Linked DNA regions of Homo sapiens: region 2 is linked to region 1. The links are chromatin loops, found by intact Hi-C in ENCODE. Cell type or tissue: Panc1. All regions are shown on one strand. Links, peaks and the distances in the headings refer to the core of each region. The heading gives the core; the rest is flanking DNA.

Region 1 (11,738 bases), core at 1,537-9,536:
AGAGGTTATGGTGAGCCAAGATCGTGCCACTGCACTCCAGCCTGGCGACAGAGCAAGACTCTTTCTCAAAAAAACAAAAACAGAAACCCACCAACAAACAAAAACACTGAAACTGTTTTGACTCTTGTTTTTTTTCTTATAATAATAATACTAATTTCAAATATGTAAGTATTTCTAAAGGGGAGGCATTCTAGAAACACGGCATGGATCAAAAAACCCAATCTGGATTCCAAAGGATATGCAGGTGGTAGACAAAGATTTTAAAAATTCAAGTTGTTTTTGCCAGCTTACATGCTTTATTTTCAAAATCTCTATATGGAAGTATCAAAGCATATTTTTCTTTCAGGGTTAAATAAACAAATCCAAGTGAAAGACACTAACAGTAAAGAAAACATAACATCACCACAAAGCAAACTAAAGAGTCAGACACTTAAAAATAAGATCCCACTGCTCTTTTACTAGACTGGCAGAAATTCCCATTATGCCACAAAATGAGATATGTATATGGGAGGTCAATTTCTTTATGCATGATCAGACACTGCTGGTTGTACACAGAGGGCAACTGCCATCAGCTAAGGAGAGAAAACTGCTGGCTTGCAAACCAAGTAGTGACAAGATGCCTCATTACAGGCAAATTTAAAATGCTAAGTAAAATGCAAATTAAAGGAAGAATAAAATATTAAAACCAAATCAGTATTACCTGAAGCACCATTCCAGCAGCCACTTCACCTTGAGTGAGTTTTTTCAGGAATTCTTCTCTACCCTATATGTTAGGAAATTTTTAAAATGAGGATTTTCTTCATAAAACATCAAAAACATTTTTTAAAACAATTGCTAATATAAGACACATTTTTAATGTTTCAATATAGAGTAAAATATTAATTATAATTTATTATATGTATTTTTAAAATCCTGGTGTTTTTCGAGGTAAAGTAATTAAGTGGTACAGCACCAGGAATTAGACTACAAAATTTCAGTCTTTCCAGTTTGCATTTTATAGTCCTAAACTTAAAAAATCAAAGTAATAAGAAAGTGAAACAAGGTAGTCATCAATTTCTCCTTTTAAAAACTATCAGTTTGTTTTTAATATTACTTTCTGGAATAAACACAATCAACTTTCAAAACAAGATAGATGCAAGTCAAGTGTGAAGTGTGCAAAATAAGAGCAGACTCTCCATTTAGCTAGAACAATTCCTTTTTTTTTTTTTTAAATCATACCTTTCAAGTTTGTAGGGAAAAAATTTGGAAAAATCTTTTCTTTGCTACCTGGAAAAATTGTTGTAAATTGTTCATAGATTTGCTTTAAATTATCACGCAAAACCAGAATTGGAAGTAGTTCATAAAGTTCCTTCTGTCTTAAAATTACATCTTGGAACCCCTGATTTGAGGGAGGAGTTGGCTGGGATTTAGGATGTCCTCCAGATTCAAAAGATATATGTATGTGTGTGTGTGTGTGTGTGTGTGTATATATATATATATATATATATACACACACACACACACACATAGTTTTGCAAGGAGGAACAATAAAAATTCAGAAATGTCTCTGATACCCCTACTTCAATACTGAATCCCTCATCATATCCCAGGGTCTATAGAGACAATACAAAGAAACAAGCCAGCAGGCCTCTGCTCTAACACTTTCTCTACTCAATATAGCAAACCAGCAAAATTATGTTTACCTCAAGCAAAAGAATAATTCCAAAGAAGGAAACATGAAGGTGGTAAATAAAGCAGTAACTTTGATATATCATTTTACTTAAGGATATATCTACATCTAAAATGAATTTATGCAACAATACGTTTTGATAATTTTAAATAGATTAGCGACCTCTTCTAACATGATAGCAGATACAGCACAGTTTTTCAGTTTGTTTATTATTTAATAGAAATGGAACAAAATTCAAAATGGCTTTGTAGACTGGAGAAAAATATATCATATTCCAAAATAGCTCGATTTGACCTTTGTCTGAAACTAATTGAAAAATGTGTATGTATGGGCATGTGTGCTTTTGTTGTGTTTTATGTGTTAGAGAAAAGACTTGGTGAATGAGGTGAAGCTGAAGAAACAAACAACTCTTAGATTATGCAGAACCTTCCAGGTACATTAATAAAATTAGTGAAGAATGGTAAGCAAAGTGTGTGTTTTAGATCACTCTGGTTACAATATGGATTGATTCATTTGTGTTTCCTTAATATTCACTCATCCATTCATTCTTTGAAGTTTTTTTGTTTGTTTTTTTAATTGTCAACTAGTGAGAAAGCAAGTTATTATTGAAATGAATTCAAGTCACTTAAATTGGATAAATTAATATTGTTTGAAAAGAACTTGTGGATGTGTGGCTTGGAAAGAACTGCAGGCAGTATATGAGACATTTAAATAGATAAGAAGCCTGAAGCTGCAAGAATAAGACACTTGTATTTCTCTGAAAAGAAGAAAGATACTACATTTGAAATCTGTGTACAAAACCAACTCAGCCTGTTACCAGTGGACAAATTTGTACACTGCATGGGCAAAACATCTGGAGCTTCTGTCTAGCGTCTCAAAGAACTTTACCAAGCTCCATTTTCTACCATGCCCCCAAACCTCTGTGATCCAGACAGCCAGGTTAAATGACCAGTCACCAGGAGAGAAAGTATTTATCACTGGCTGGGCTGCCAATTGCATACTTACACAAGACCCAACACCACAGGGAGTGTTTCCAGGCAGATGCTCAAGGCCTTCCTATGAGACGGTCCTCTTTACAGAAAATGGTCTACCCAAAGCACTGGGAAAATGCCAAGAGGCTACACAGTTTCTGAGAGAACTACTGAATACTTTCAAAACACCACAGAGTACCCCAAAGACTGATACAGGGAGAGCTCTGATGGTCAAAGGTCTTAGATTACAGGTCCAACATCTGAGAGAGGGGATTTATTTGTTTTCCCATCCTATTATCACAGGCATTGTTCCCTGTAAAGCTGACTCTAGAGTTAAGTTTAGTGTATAGGATACTTATTAAGGAGCATATTTGGAATCAACTCCTGTGGACAGGAGAGGAATGAAGCAGGATTGGACAGAAACATAGGCTGAGCTGCCATAGACTCCCAACAACAACCTCGATCAACTCCACAGCAAACCATGAGCAATAATGGACCATCAGATTTGCCCCAAGTTGGACTAAGGTAGCAAGGCTATCATTCTATTTTTATTGGTCATTAAATGTGAGCTACCCCAGGAACAGGAATGACCTTAAGCAAAGTGACTGAGATGATTCCTGAAGGAGAATCTGGGCAGTTACATTCACATAACAATATAAATGCCATGTGTTCCCTCAATGATAAAACTACCATTTGTACTACTCCTAGTAATGATGGCTAAGATACATTATATGCTTTCTGGTAGAATTATCTTGTCTTAACTTCACAATGAAATCTATAAAATAGTTATGATTGTCCCTTTTGCACATAGGAAAACTGACAGAGAGATTACATAAATTGACCAAGCACACAAAGCTGGCAATTGATGGAACCAGGATACTAATTTACACAATGTGACAGAGAGCATCTCAGTGACACCCAGATATGTAGGAACCCTCAAAGTTATAGGAATATTTAATGTAGAGCCTTCTGACTCTCATGTGCCCCTTTTCTTGTAGGGCCTCCTTTAACATGAGGCTTTCCAGGCAAATGGGACACCTCTTTGAATTCTGAATCTTAGCCACCTATAGTTGAGACTGAAGAACTGAGACTTTGGGTGAAAGGGTTCCAATTAGCTAGTGATGCCATAGTTGGTTCTAAAATGGAATCTGCTAGAAACTTATGGGCTCCTGGGGAGATACTACCTTTCATTATTCAACATGAATTATGTAGCTGCTGAGAAAAAGCCAGGGTTAAATGAGTTCAAATTACCAAGAGGAAAAATGTCACAAGAACTATAGTGTGGTCTGCTTAGTGAAATACTGATTGCCTACATTGGGCAAAATCCTCTAACCTAAGGCTATTTTATAATAACATGTTGAATAGCTCACGTAATTTATCGAATGCCATACTGAGAGAGAGAAAAACAGAATGGCTGTATGAGTGCTCAAAGTATGGTCTCCACTGAATATGCATCACTTTCACACCATGGTAAAGTTGAAAAACTGTAAGTGGAACCACATTAACTCAGAGGCTGTGTGTGTGTGTGTGTGTGTGTGTGTAAGTTAATTATCATATCCATTAGTGAAATAGCTATTATCCACTTTCAAATATGATAAAACCGAGGTCTAAGGTCATGGAATTTGTCACAGGACCAGTCTTCAAACATGTATCAGCACCAGGACTGCCTGCTACTAGAGCCTGGACACATTCTACAGCTCTTCACAGTAAGCTCCCTCCTCTATCTCCTTGGCTGCTAGCACTTTGTCTGTTATATAATATTTGCCAAATGAATAATTTATTGAGCAAATGGGTTTATGATTAACAAACAAGCTTGCTTTTGATCTCTAGGTTGGGGAATTAAATTGTAAAAGTTTCAGATTCTTTCAAATTAAAAAGATGTTATTTTTTAAAAAAAATCTTTATATGAGGAGAAGCTCAGGGCCCATTACAACGTCACAATCACATTTATATATAGCATCTTTAAGATGGATGATACAACAAGGCCTTTGAGATGTTTTTCCTGAGATGTGGAGAGATGGGACAGGTGGTAGAAAAGACAGTGAGGTTGATTCTGACTTAGGATTGCATGCAATATATATTCCTAAAGTATAAATACCTGAAAAAGCACTGAAGGAAGACTGCCTTCTCCAGAAACGTGGCCTGTGGCCCAGCTTGTGCTAAACGTTCAAGTTCTTCAAATTGCCAATTCATTGTAAAGGGAACGAAAGCCCAGAAAAATTGCCACTTAGCAACTGTTCCAATAATGGATTCTACTAAGGATCACTGATAGATTCTAAATCCACTGGGTGAAATGTGTTGGGAAAAAATAGCCATGTATTCTTAAATATCACTCAATTGATTACTTATTAATTACAATGGGGAAATGAATACATTTCTTGACCATAACTTTAACCAACTGATCAAACTTAATATCACTGATAATGAGACAAACATAGACCATGTGCTTGTGGACACAATATTATATTATTGTAATTATGTTATATTCCTGCCAGATGTGTTTAACTTGTATCTAATTATGAAGAAACAAAAGGATAAATCCATATTGAGAAAAATCCTGCAAAGTAACTGGCCTAGACTCTTAAAAATGTAACGTAGTGAAAGACAACTTTTTAAAAAAAAGGTAGAGATTTTTTAAGATTAAAAGAGACTCAAAAGTTATAACAGATAAATACAATGCATGGGGCTCAATGACATATACCAACCAATTGAAATAGAGAAATTTGCATGTAGACTATGCATTTGTGCTCATTATCTAATTATTGCCTCTTAGCTCCAAATCTACTGTTTTTAACTCTGATCTGTGATAATGGAGGTGGATCCTGTGAGCAGTTTCCTTTTGCAGTTTTACTTTTGGAGTAAAGCTAGGCTTTATCAACAGAGGGCAGGGGACAGGCAGGCAGAGCTGCAGCAGCAAGGGGCGCTGTGTCCTGGTTCCTTGTTCCAGTGGACCGTTGTTATTTTCTCCATTCTCCTGCAGAACTGCCACCAGCTGGTGTGTGGGGAGGTTCTCTGCCCACAAACTCCATTCCACCTCCATCAAGTCTCTCCAGCAACACGCAGATAGCTGCTGCTGAACCCTATGTTGAGACACAACCCCACCCTCTCCAATAAAGCTTCACTCTGCTTGGGAGAGAGCAGCCTCTTCCATGCTTGTTCCTTCTTAGGGTGCTTTCTCTCAGCCCTCCAGGCACTGGCTGCTGCCTACATTTGCTATTCCTGTGTTCTTTAGAACAGAGATGGCAAACTTTTTTTGTAAAGGGCCAGATAGTAAATATTTTAAGCTTTGCGGATTAAGGTCTCTGTCACAACGACTCAATTCTGGTTTTGGAGAAAAGGAATAAAAGAGATCAAAGGATCACTTTGAAGAGCTTGGAAGAAGCCTGGAGCAAAGGAAGTGACAATATCTCAGAAGCTGGAAAGAGGGCACATTCAACAGTCACCTTTGACCTGCAGCCTGGTTTTAGCAGTCACAAACCAGAAGGTGGCAGCAGAGAGCTACACTGCTGGAATAGATTCCTGTACTAGGACAAAAGATAGCTGAAAGGAGGACAAACAGTCAATACTGAGTCCGGAAACCCACATTCAAAGAGAAAAAGGGAGCAACACTACATAAACAGATCTAACATCAGAATCAAAGAAATGGCTTCAGTTTCATTTCCAGTGACAGAGAAGCACTAAGAGCAAAGTTAGAGAATTTATGTTATGTAAGGTTTGAGATCAGGAAAGGAAGATGGATACTCTAAAGAATTACAATCTTAAAGCAAAATTTGAGATATGTTTAAGTGACTATGGGCTGGACTGAATTAGTGGGACCAGGTATCTCTGGCTATGGTTGTGCATTATTAGGAAACATTTTGGTGGCCAGGACCCTAACAGAAAGTATAGGTGGCAGCCCAACCTGATTCTATCTGAAAATAGGACATGACACTATGTTATCTTTCTTTTTGTACGAAAGTATATGTGTTTCTGGTGAAATATTTTAAATTACAAAAAGAAATAATACAAATATTCAAATCCACAGATACGCATTTTGACTTTTTGGTGTCATTTCTTTTTTAGGTCCTGAATTTAAAGTTATTATCTCTGGTAGAGTCAGTCTAACAAGATCTTTCTCATCTACTACAAAAGCAGAAGTCTCATTAATTTTTAAAAATTCTACATTGAATGAATTTATAATTTATCTTAATACTCATAGATTTAAACACTATTCTATTATTGAGAAATTTGTATATTTAAAATTTCCTATTATATGTTATTAGTATATATTCATGGTTTCCATAAATATTTATTGAGTATCTGTATAAGCACTGTTTAAGCACTGGAATGCAGCAGTGTATACAAAATAAACAATTATTGTTGACCTCATGAACCATGTTTTCAGTGGCTGTTACGTTAACTGTTAATAAACATCCTTAAACCTGCATCTCTGTTGGCTTTGTTCTTGGTTACTTTCTTAAAGTTGTATTTTTAGAAATAATGTTACTGAGTTACAGATTATGAATGTTAGGTTTTTTACATCTATTGATGAATTGCTTTCCAGAAAGCTCTAATTTACACTGAATTGGATACTTGAGCACCTATGAGTTGTTATAGCAAAATATCTTTACCAGTATCAAATATCAGTTTTTATATATGTAAAATTGGGATAACACTTTTTTTCATAAAATAAGTATGGGAGGTAAAAGAAGAAAATGTATATAAAGTAATATGCTTAAGGCATCACTCATATTAAGTACTCAACAAATAACTATCATTATGTTCAACGTGTTGTTTAGAACCCACGCATTTATCACAATTACTGGGAGACAGACTTAAGAGTAAAATATGTAGGTAAGTTGTTAAAGATTGTTTTTTTTTTATCCTGAACAACAAAGGTAGCCTCACGCTATAGGAGTATTTTTATGCTACTTATGCCTAATACCTTTAAGAATTTATTATTTGTCAGGCTCCAGGTTGAATGTTTTATACACAATATTATGTATTTATCACCCAAAGGTACCATATAGATACTGTTACATTTATTTAAGAGATGAGAAACCTAGACTAAGAAAAGTTAAGTATATTTTTAATATTCTTAGAGCCAATAATTAGCATAACCAGCCAGGATTTGAATTAAGAAACATCTGACTCTAAAGTCCATGCTTTTTCAATTGAACCACATTTCCTTTCAAACAGGAAGAAGAAAAGTAGAAACAAAGTTCAGATAATTAAATGGAAATACTGAAAAGTCAACTTGCCATCCAATTTCTGACAAGCAAAGTACTAACCCAGTAGAATGGAGAAGGAAATTATGTTCCCATATGATATTTATAGCAAGCTAAATAAAGTTTTATTATATTCTCAAATGTTTTGTACTATCAAGATCCATAAATGTTCAATGCTTTATTTCTATCACATTTTCATGTTTATTTACTTCCTCAAATGTGTCAGGAAAAATGAACTCTTCTGATGCTTGACCAAGGGGTTACTTAGCAGCCATTGTGGGACTTTAATCCTGCTGTACCTTCACACTATTTCTGTTTTCCTTGTATTCTCCTTCCCTTTTTCCCGGCAACCATTTCCCACTAATACAGATTACACATTCCCAATATTATGATTAATAGCAGATTCCTTTCCATTCAATTTTGGCAAAGTATTCTGCCTATGAATGGAGTGGAAAAGAATCTTAGTAAACGAAGACCAATGAAACAAGCAAAAAAATACCAGATCAAAGTTATAAATATGGAACAGAGAGAGATAAGGAAGTGATTATCCTAGAAACGTTCAGCATAAATAACTGAGCTTCTAAGCAGCTTAACTCAGAGAGAAATAAGAAAGTGTAGGGAACTCTTAATTATTAATTAAAAAGAAATAAATTTTATCAAGAAAAAACAACTTTTTTAGTTTGGAAATCTAAGGTCAATTACTTTTGTAGGTTTTTTTGAGCATATTGACAATATGACTAACTCCCTTATTAATTTGAAAAACCAAGAAGCAATGGTCAATCTTAGCCATTACTTTTACCAACCTTTATTAAAAGCCAAGGATGTGATAGCAATTCATAACTCAATAAAAGCTATTACATGTGGGACAAGAGTAATATGCTCCAGATTCGACATGCTATAAGGCATAAATCCTTTGGGATAAAAATTAATGAATTAATAGAATGTTCATTTTATAACTACTTAAAAATATTATCAGTCTTATCTGGAATTCTTATAGAAGTTGCATGGTGCATACATTAAGCTTTAGTTTATTAGATCTGTTTTGTTCTGTTGATTGAACTAAAGATGCTCTAAGTACTAGCAGAAATTATGCCCTCCAAGAAACTTTTGAGAAGGTTCTGACTTTTATTTTACTCAAAGGATGGGCCTATAAACCTTGTCTCAGAGGTGAACAAATAGTAGTTGAAGGGAGGTCTGAGAACATAAAGAACAGTTTGAGATTAGTTAAAATATCTGAAAAAGCACTCAAGGCAAGTCATAGACTTCTAAAGTTATGCACCAGATTACTGTGGACTGGAACTTTCTAAGGACTTGACACACTGTCTTTTTCTAGCATTGAAAACGACCCCCACCCCCAGTATGATTATTTTGAAGCTTTCAGCTTAACTGAATCTTTGTTGGTCACAATGTAAGTCTAATGTCTTACGACTCTACCAAGACTGGCATGAGATGTCCTGGTCCCTAAACTCTACACAGTCACCTAAAAGCTTACCTTGGGAAAATCCCTTTACTCCCAAAATGAATGTGTTAATAACAATTGCACAGTTTTGTGAATGTTAAATTAATTAGCATGTATAAGGGGTTTTTCATAAAATAGGCTTGAAGAAAACTCTTTATGTCTACTTTATTCCTTCCTTTTTACTAAGTTTCCACTTAGTTCTAGCACTATGATTCTAACCTGGAACCAGAGTGACCTGATGTTCTCACTTTTCCACCAGAATTCCATTATATTCAAGCAAAAAACCCTTCGAGATTATGCAGCTTGCATAGAAGATTTCAGCTGGAGTGCTAGGAAGTACTTAACAACTGGTGAAAGCTCTCAAAATTTTTGGTTGCAATGTCGCATTCTTTAGACAATTCTAGATGGTTTTCTGTTCATTCCATCAACACTATAATTGAATACATATTACTATTAAATTGACTTATTCCCTATCCCAATTGGCTAATTTTATTCTGACACTTGGCCAAACACCTCTTTTCTGAATAGGTCAGTTATTGGAATTGAAAATATGGAAAAACTGGGACAAATCATTTGTAATAGCTAAAAAATTAGAGAAAGTGCTAGACATACTTCTTGTTCAGGATTGCTTCTACTCTAAGACTGCCTAAAACTTATCTGGCATTTTACAGATGCATTAACTTGAGAGAACATAATTCATAAATTCTACCTCTAGAGTTTCAAAAGCCTATTTCTTGGAGCTACCCTAGAAGTGATATTCCTATAATTAATTTCTAGATGATGGATTAAAGATTAATTTCAGGCCAGGCTCAACAAATACAGAAAGTTACTTAAAAGGAAAACATAATTCTCAGATTTAGAGTGTTCTAAAGATTTTCATGAATCAGTCCATGAAAGATAATAGGGTCATTACACAGGCAAAAATTACAAACTTGAATTACTATAAACCTGAATTATCTAAGGAAAATCTAGAAATTTATTTTGAATTTATTTTGAACTCTGAAGCAGATATGCATGTGTATATTATAGAAGTTTTTAATGCCGTATATATTCAGGCTCAGAAATTAGCAGGAGTGATTAACCATTGGGAATGGTTTCTTAAGTGGACCAGTTTCTTTCTGTTGCTTCTTTCCAGTGATCAATCAGCTCCCATGAGGTAAGGAAACAACATGATGAATACTTTCTTTAATTTTGCATGAATAAAGAGAGAAAGGGAGAGTGACATCAACAAGATGGCTCACTAGAAGTGCCTGGAGTTCATCCGCACCCCAAAAAGAACCAAAGCAACAAATAAATAATGAAGATTTGAATGCAGTGTCAAAGAGAGAATGCTGGAGTGGAGCAGGGGAGTGGAGAGGCAACTCTGGTAATTGGAAGTCCAAGAGAGCAGCACGAAGGCACCTGGCCTCTGCAGCCCCATCTCCTGTTCCTGAATCAGATGGGCCCAAAACTAGGGGCAACTTCCCTTTGCAGGAAAAAGGTAAACAGAGGAACCTCATCAGCCCCCACTGCCACTGTAAATACCTACAGTATTTACTACAAGATAATTCCACAGTCCTCATAAGCCCTGAGCCCAGTTTGGAGAGCTGCTGAAAATTTATACTGTTGCATTGCTTCAAATTAGAGGAACAACTTATGCACTCCCCCAACTCCCACCCACCTCCTGTGAGCCAAGCTGCTGCAGCACAGCACTGTCTTGATACCAGAGCCACCTCTAGAGTGTACCCTTCTCTGGAGGCCAGTAGCCACTGCACCTCTGCAGCAATGGCGCTCCATCTTCATTCCAAGCCCAGTGGCTACACTCTACAACCCTAGCTGTGTGGAGCCTGGGTCAAGGATTGGCTGTGACTCTGGTCCTGCACATCATGGAAACCAACCCCTCCACCCCCAGCACTTCCATCTAGGAAAGGATCTGAGTCCCACCCAGGGCAAACCCACCCTTGAACCAGCCAAACTAGTGCATGTCCACCCCTGAGTAGAAAAGGTCCCCGAGCCAATAAACAGCTGGTCTGCCCCTAGGCCAGCCAAGAAACCATACAGCCATGTCAGAGGCTTGAGAAACAGCTCCATGGGTTTCCACAGAAAACATGCTGCCAGGCCAGCTGATCAGCTTTGTGCCCATGTCGACTCGATAAACAGCCTCTTGTCCCTCCCCTCCCCCTGGCTGAAATGCCCCCCATACCAACCAAGCATCTGCATGCCCATGTTCTAGGCCTGAGAAACAACACCATGGGCCACCTCTAGCAAACACAACTCCAGGCCAGCGAGGAAACCATATGGCCATGTGCTGGGCATGAGAAACGGCCCCACAGGCCACCCCTGGCAGACATGCCTCTAGGTTGGCCAAGTGGCTGTGAACCTGGTCCCAAGACTGAAAAAAACAAAAAAAAAAACATAAATAAAACATGGGTTGCCCTGAAGACACACCTGAA
Region 2 (8,000 bases), core at 1-8,000, 530 kb after region 1:
CGTTCAAAAGCAAAAATTTTTTTCATCACCATCTCTATGCTAGGCCCTGAATTACAGGGAATACATGGTTTTTCTCATGACTTGATTTTTCAAGAAAATTTGAACCATAAAACATTATCATAAGGTGGAAGAAATTTATCAGAAATGCCATTCAAATGTACCTTTCTGGGCCATCCTATTTTCCAGAACAGCTTGCATATGGATGGAGAGAATAATTGAGGAATGCAAGTTCTGAAAAGATGTCTCTTTTGAAGTTATATTTAATTTCCAGACTGCTTTATCCAGGCTCAGAGTCAAAATATTTAGCAATATAGTAGAAGATGCAAAATAGTTTTCTGCATCTTCTATTGGGGAAACTATACTTTCTAATATAAAATGGAGAGAAAGAAAGAAAAACTCCTATATATGGAGAATGGTTTGTCATCAAATTTGGCTCATCTGGAGAAAACAGCACAGATGGTCTAGCTTGCTTCAGGACTGCAGTTTCGTGCCATGCATGATTCACCAGAGAAGGTAAATCAGCATCTGCTCATTTCATTTTGTGTTCACTGTTGTAGTAATAGGTAGTAATGTGCATTAACATTCTTTTGTTGCTAGACCTTAGCAAGCAAATGAGTGTTATTTTCTAGCTAAATTAGAGACTATTTTTTCTATAGTTTTACATTCAGATTAATGAAGCAATGCTGAAAAAAATAAAACCACCTTTGCCCGCTTACTAAGATTTGGGACCTCTTCACTTGGAACACCCTTTGGTCAAGACCTAAAAGTAATTTCCTTCTTTTTTTTTTTTTTTTTTTTTTTTTAAGAAAAAGACTATCAAAGTAATTTCTCAGAAAGGAAAAACTGGGCTCTGTAATCAGTTATTCTAACACATGGTTGTTTATTAAAATATGGTCATGGGACATTTCTGTTTGTGACTGTGAAGGTGGATTTTAAAACATCCTTCCACACACGGATTTGACCTGTTTTTATGTTTCATAGTTGGCTCATATAAATATTACAAAAAATGAATGTTAACTTTAATAATGGAAAAATATGATTTCCTGACTCATAGTTTAGCAAATAGATTTATGCAAATCTGATGAAGTTAGTTTCTGTGTGGAAAGCAAATGTCTTTCTGGACTGTGCACGATACAGATCCCTATATTCCTTTTTGGTCATTCCCTGAGTTATATCTTATGGTTACAGGGAGCTACAATTCATTTATGGTGAGCCTTATCTATCTCTGGACTAAAAGTTACTGAAGAGAAGTTGTAGTATCTCTTCTACTTTGGTATCTGTAGTAGCTTCCATCGTGCGTAACATAGGGATAGTTCATTAATACACACAAGAAATGTTTGTATCATAGATTCCTCTTTGCTAGGGCATGACAGAGATACTGTGGGTACCACAGTGAACAAATTGTCATCATTCTTGAGCTTTTATTCCAGTGGATGGAGACAGGTAACAAAGAGAGAAATACAAAACATGTATAGTATATTTGAAAGTGATAAGTGCTATAAAGGAAAACAAAGCATTGTAAGTACATAAAAAAAAATCAAAGTATGGAGGTTGTAATGTATAAAGGGTTCCCAGAGAAGGCCTGGCTGAAAAGGTGCTATGAACTGAAATGTGGCCCCCCTACCAAATTCATAAGCTGAACCTCTATACCCAATGTAACTGTATGTGGATATAAGACCTATAATGAGGTAATTAAACTTAAATAAGGTCATAATGGTGGGGCTGTAATCCAAGAAAATTGGTGTCCTTATAAGAAGAGTGAGACACCAGATATCTCTCTGTCCATGTGAGCATGGAGGAAAGACCATGTGAGGACACAGAAAGAAGGCTGCCATCTGCAAGCCAGAAAGAGAGACCTCTCCAGAAACCAACCCTGCTGGCACTTTGATTTTGGACTTCCAGCATCCAGAACTGTGAGAAAATAAATTTCTATTGTTGAAGCCACCAGTCCATGGTATTCTGTTGTGCAGCCCAAGATAATTGAGAGGGAAAGAATATTTGCGTAGAGAATGGAAGAAAGTGTGAAGGTGTGGGACCATGTCAAGTGGACAACAAGTGGAGAGACTTCCCATGCAGAGGCAGAAACAAATGTAAGGCTCTGGATCCCAGTGTACTATGGTAGGTAATTAAAATAAAATTACTCTCAGAATCTCCTACTAAGAAGAGGAGGCTCCTATAGAAGGTAAGATAATGAACTTGTAAGGCTGTCTGTTTATCAAGGTTCTTGCATGAGTGATGAGATCAGCTATTTTCGAAGACCTAACTTGACAAAAAGTATAACTTTTTCAGTAAATGATTTAAATTATTTATTTTTCCTTTGCCCATGTCATTAGACTTCTAAGGAAAAGTTGGATTATTTATTCACCAAGCAAGATAATAAAGGGCCTTATGTATTAATCATTTTATCTCAGGCTTTGCTAGATCTAAAGCCACCTCTGAGAACTAAGAAGTTGGTTTTCTCATTTTCAGATAAAGTAAGAGTCAAAGATACTAAGTCAACTGAAGGAATCCACTTTCTCCAAAGGTCCTGCCCTTTATAAACCATGAGTTTTAGGTAAATGTCAGCGTGCGTGGACTGCTCCAGTCTTCTTTGTTGTGAGTAGCTGTACTTTTTTCTTTTCTTTAGAGGCAGGTCCCCACTCTGTCACTCAGGCTGGAATGCAGTAGTGTATCATGGCTCACTGTAACCTCAAACTCCAGGGCTCAATTGATCCTCTCACCTCAGCTTCCAGAGTAGCTGTGATTATAGGCATGAGCCACTGCACCTGGCTAGCTGTAAATTTTAAGAAAACTGTCAGTAGAGATATGTTTTTGTTTAGTGGAGTATTTCGTTATATTTTTTTCAAAACTTCTGAACACTGTATACACCACTTGACCTGTACTTGACAATTAGAGCCTGTAAAATGCAAAGTCTTAAAAAATCCAAAAAACATAAATTCAAGGTTTGCCTTTCAATAAAGTCTATAAAAGCATCTGCTCTGAATACTCCCTTGCCATATTTAAGTACCATGGAGAAGAAAGAAACTAGTAAGCATACAATAACTCTATACTGAACCAGGAAGAAACTTCGTCTGGCTGGCTATACCTCTACCTTTCTGCATATTGCCTGACAGAATACTAGAGTTGAAAGAACACACACCATAGGACCAGAAAGTCTTGTTTGAATTCAGATTTTGACATTTACAAACAATGTAACCTGGGTTACTTAACCCAACTGACCATCCAAGCTTACCTATAAGATGGAATTATGGTAACCTGGCAAGATTGTTGTGAGGGGTAGAATACATATATACTGCTTAGCATAATGTTTGTTGTATGTTATGATCACAATATGTGATCTCTAGTATTCAAAGAGTCATACTCTTCCTAACAGAGTCTTCAAAGCCTGCATTTTGAAGTTGGAAATGAACTCTTGATAAACACCATTGTTCCCTTAATATTACCCTAATGTTAGGATATATCATCATTTCCACTTAATAAAGGAAGAAATTGAGACAAATGAAAGCTAAATGTTCTTCCAAGTTTGTGCATTTTCTATTAATGTTATTGTTGAGGTCATCTGCCTATATAATTTTATTCAGATTGCCAGTGGTTCTGAAACTTTAAAGTGCATTGAAATAGATGCAGAATTCTGGCCCTCACCCTTGAGGTTTTGATGTAGGATGACTCTTAAGTGATTCTAATCAGAAAGTTCTAATCAGAAAGCAACAAATTCATTGTACCAGAATCTTTCTCTATATAAACTATTTATATACTACTTAACATTGGAAGGCTGAAAATCATTGGCTACCTAGCCTTCAAAACTAACAACAGTTATCTGTAAAAGTAAATATTAGAAAAATTGGCAAATATTTAACAAAAGAGAACTGATTATATAAATTGGTCTAGCCATGTGGGAATATTATGCAATCACCATATAGAATATTGAGAAAAATAACCAATGACATGTAACTTGTACTATGTTGAGTGAAAAATGAGTGAACACTTAAAAATGTTATGTAAAAATGACCTCTTTATTTATTTATTCTCTTTTTTGAGATGGACTCTCGCTCTGTCACCCAGGATAGAGTGCAGTGGTGAGATCCTGGCTCACTGCAACCTCCACCTCCCGGGTTCAAGCAATTCTCATGCTTCAGCCACCCGAGTAGCTGGGATTACAGGTGCCCACCACCATGCCTGGCTAATTTTTGTATTTTTAGTAGAGACAGGGTTTCACATGTTGGCCAGGCTGGTCTCGAATTCCTGACCCCAGGTGATCCTCCCACCTCAGCCTCCCAAAAGTGTGGGATTGCAGGCATGAGCCATGGCACCCAGCCAATTGGTATTGCTGAAAAAACAACTCTACATCAAAAAAGAGAATATATATAATCGCAAGTGACTATTAATGTTTAATTCTAGGTGTGAAGATTGTGAGTAAATTTATTTGTCTTTTCTAAATTCTTCATTTCTTCTCTCAATATGTGTGACTTCTGTTAGCAGGTTTCTATGGCTATTAAAAGTAATAGCAACTTTTAAGTATGGGGAAAGCAACTATGCAAATTCACAAAGCCATTCTAGGTAATATTAAAAATTATATTCATAGAATATTAGGTAGTTAAGTTTGTTTTAAATGTTTATTTTTCTCATAGTTGAATATGCTAGTTTATATTACAGAGATTAATTAGATGAATATTATCTATCATATGATATTTTATTGAAAATAATAGTCTTTTAGCATGCTACATGATAAATGATAGGATTAAACAATAAGATAGTACATTGGTACAGGGTATTTATTACATTTCTGCTGCCACCCAGTGGCTGCTCCATCTGTTTTATATATATTGCTCATCTAGCTAATTGTCCAGTAAAGTTGCTCACAAAGAGCACTCTTGTAGGTAGAATCAACTTGCTCTGAAGCAGCAGTGATTTTCTAGGTCTAGGAATAACCAATTAAAGCATATCAAGTCAGAGAGAAATCTTTCCACAGAACAACAGTAAGATGTTTTGAGTCCACATGGCTAATCTGCCAACAGACATTATTTGTGCTGCAAATTATAGAATCTTTTTCTTGCTATAACAGAGTCCTTCTTAAGCTAATTTTTCATAAGTCTTGTGCAAAGGACAGTTGCCCCACAGTAGCAGTCGCTAACACCTGCTTGCCGAATTAGATCCAATCACCTTTAACTCAGAGAAGACAAAAGCTGTGGATGAAGTCAAATTAGAGTTGGACATCCCTCAGGACCAGCAAGAGAAGACAGCCGGCTGCAGTTCATCAGGAGCACAGCTACACAAAGTCTTTCAGGTCTTCTAATAGCTGAGGCAAGGCCCCCAGAGTTTGATTTAAATGAAAATATATAAAACCATGAAGGAAAAATAAGAAAATATATATCTGAACAAGTTCCAATTCTAAGAAATTCTCCAACTTACTAAGACATTTTAGAAAACAAACCACATCTAGAAAACCAAATGAGAAATACAAAAATTAACTACGTAAGTCAGTGTTTGCATAGATTTGCAAAAGCCTTGACATAAGAATGAAGAAATACACACCCAAATATCATCAGTGGTGGTGGGATATGTGTGGGACAGACAGGAAAACTACCTTCCTGCGCCTCTCTAGTTTTTGAATTGTTACAGAGCGTACACAACAATAAATATAATGTTTAAAGCCTATGAAATATGTATTGTGAGATAGAAGGAAAAGATAATTAAGCACTGGGCTAGTGGCTTCTTCTTGCATTCCTTTGGGTAGAAGGTAAAAAACCAACAACCTGGAATAGTCTTGGGCAGGCCTCTATAGGGGTCAATTTTCCAAAAGAAGACATTAATTTCAGAAGGGGTGAAGATTGAGATTCCTCAACACAAAACAAGGCAATTCGAGGCCCAAAGAGCAACCAGGTCAGACAAATGTAAAACAGAGACATCTTTTGATTGAAAAGACAACTCATAAAGTTGAAGCCAATCCTAAATCAAAATTTTGGAAAGCCACTGTCAAAAAGTAATTTTGGAGCTGAAGAAAATGAATGCAAAAGCACTAGTATAAAACAATAGCAAATTTCAAATTCTGATTAAGCCATGGTGATCTACTATGGTTGTTCTGAATACAGAAGACTGGAAAACCCTTCAGTAATTGTGAAAATCACACTCATGAATGTTGCCTTACAGGTTATTAATTCTAAACTAGGGAAGCAGATTTTGGAGGATTTGAAGGTAGGGCAAAGAAAGGTCAGTTAAACAGACTTGAATCTCAGGGTCTTTCATTTTTGCAGAGATCTTTCTTTGGGACCAGCCTGTCATTTTAAGCTTAGAGGGATAGGCATGATTTTCACTTTTTTGTTGTTTGTTTGTTTTTGCTTTGGTTACAGGGATCTTACCTTTATGTCACCCTTTTGGTATGGCTTGCTGTGTCAGATTTTGACTTTGGAAGATTGTTACCTGAATGGCAAATTGAGATCTGTCATTTATTTCTCCCTTCTTGGAGAATTAGTGCCTTATAAACCTGAAAGGAATAAATTCTTGATTGTACTCTATTGACTAATTTAGAAACATAGTGATTTATATTTTGTTAAATTAATAATGTGTGAAATGACTCGGTACATGTTTGTTCTAATTATGCTTCTGAACTCTTATTAAAATCAATCAAAATTCATCTCCGTAGTTTCAGAACAATAACAGTTGATATACATTTATATTACTGATGAAACTGTAAATATTGAGTAAAGAAGACAGGAAATACATTAAGACCCATTAAAGTATTTGTTTCTATAAGATTAAGTGCTTGCTGACCACTGGTATACAGTAGGCTTCCCCATTCACTTCTCTCTCTTCCACTTTTCCTGCTTCATTTTTCTCTGTAAAATTATAACTGTTAAATACAAAGCTTGAAGGATGACTTGGATAAATATTAAAACACAGTAATCATTTAAACAGCATAGATATGATACTTTTATATTTTTCAAATCTCAAAGTCAGCATAGTAATAAGTGATTGTTTCACTTTTTCTTAAGAAAGAAAAGAAGGAAAGAAGTGTTATTTTCCAACACAAATTATCTTCAAACAGTACTGAAATCCATTTGTGATGTATCCATATTACTATTATTTAATTTGTATTGTGATATTCTTAAAAATATTCTTATTTAACTTTATAAACAAATTCAAGTGTTAGCTCATTAAACTTTTATATCTTATGTTTCCATTTTCAGTTCCTATTCAGTAATTATGTATCTTATACTGTAATCAATTTTATTAGTCTGGAGCAAAGATTCTCAAGTATTAGTGTGCCAAGAATTCATGTGGATACTTGTCAAAAATGTAGATTCTGGGTCTCTGCCATCAGAATTGGTACATCAGGAATGGGAACCAAGAATCTACATATGTAATAGGCAACTCAGGTGATTCTGATATACATAGTCTAGAGATTAAAATATGTGATTGTCATCTATCATTACAGTATCCTTACATGTAGTGTAACTATAATAATCCCTTAAGAACTTAATATTTCCTGGAGAAGAGTGGACAGTGAAATTCATATTATGAATACCTCTGGAGAGGTGACCTTACATTGAGAAGAATAATTTATTCATTTTGTGGGAAAAAGATATGAGCTGGGACTTGGTAAACACATAAAATGAGCTCAGTGTCCAGTATAGCACAAAAGCAAACGATATTTCTCCTTTCCCTTGCCTTTTTAATTTAGTGTCAGCTCCAGGGTTTCTGTTTCTTCCATTTTACCTTTTAAATTTATTTGACTGTTTTCCACACAGGCTATTTGAGTAGGGTGATAAAAGCAAGTTTTTGATGAATTAAAATCCACTCTATGAATTTTAATGTACTTAATAATTATATTCTATTAGCCTTTTCACTAAAGAGCATTTCACTTGAAAAGAAAATGTGTCCTGCTGGTTAAAATGAAAGCTTTTTGCTTTAATTTATTTTCTAACCTGTTATCAGCCCTTATGCTGAATCAACTAGAGTTATGTAATTATTTATTTCTTCTTGCAAAAACCAGAAGGGTACAC

What was found. Hi-C counts contacts between places; a loop is a spot of excess contacts. Peaks named below come from ENCODE experiments on the same cell type or tissue, not always from the same donor. Only the 100,000 strongest peaks of a DNase experiment are listed, where the experiment ranks them.
Region 2: a loop joins it to region 1, with 5 times the contacts of the local background. A loop is called at or near these places in 44 of 110 quality-filtered maps.

The regions. Positions count from the first base shown.
Region 1 is chr18:33,226,093-33,237,830 of GRCh38, forward strand. CCDC178 (coiled-coil domain containing 178) reads right to left here. Exons shown (of 23, transcript NM_001105528.4): 16 at 701-763. Among named protein-coding and RNA genes, the nearest start is that of CCDC178, 210 kb to the right of the region's middle. RefSeq lists an enhancer at 5,453-5,747. In Panc1, for the core only: CTCF peaks have their summits at 6,121 (motif pointing right) and 6,381; a DNase peak (open chromatin) is centred at 6,129; H3K27ac peaks cover 304 bases.
Region 2 is chr18:33,756,754-33,764,753 of GRCh38, forward strand. No RefSeq gene overlaps it. Among named protein-coding and RNA genes, the nearest start is that of ASXL3, 180 kb to the left of the region's middle. In Panc1, for the core only: CTCF peaks have their summits at 4,863 and 5,067; no DNase peak of the experiment used is centred there.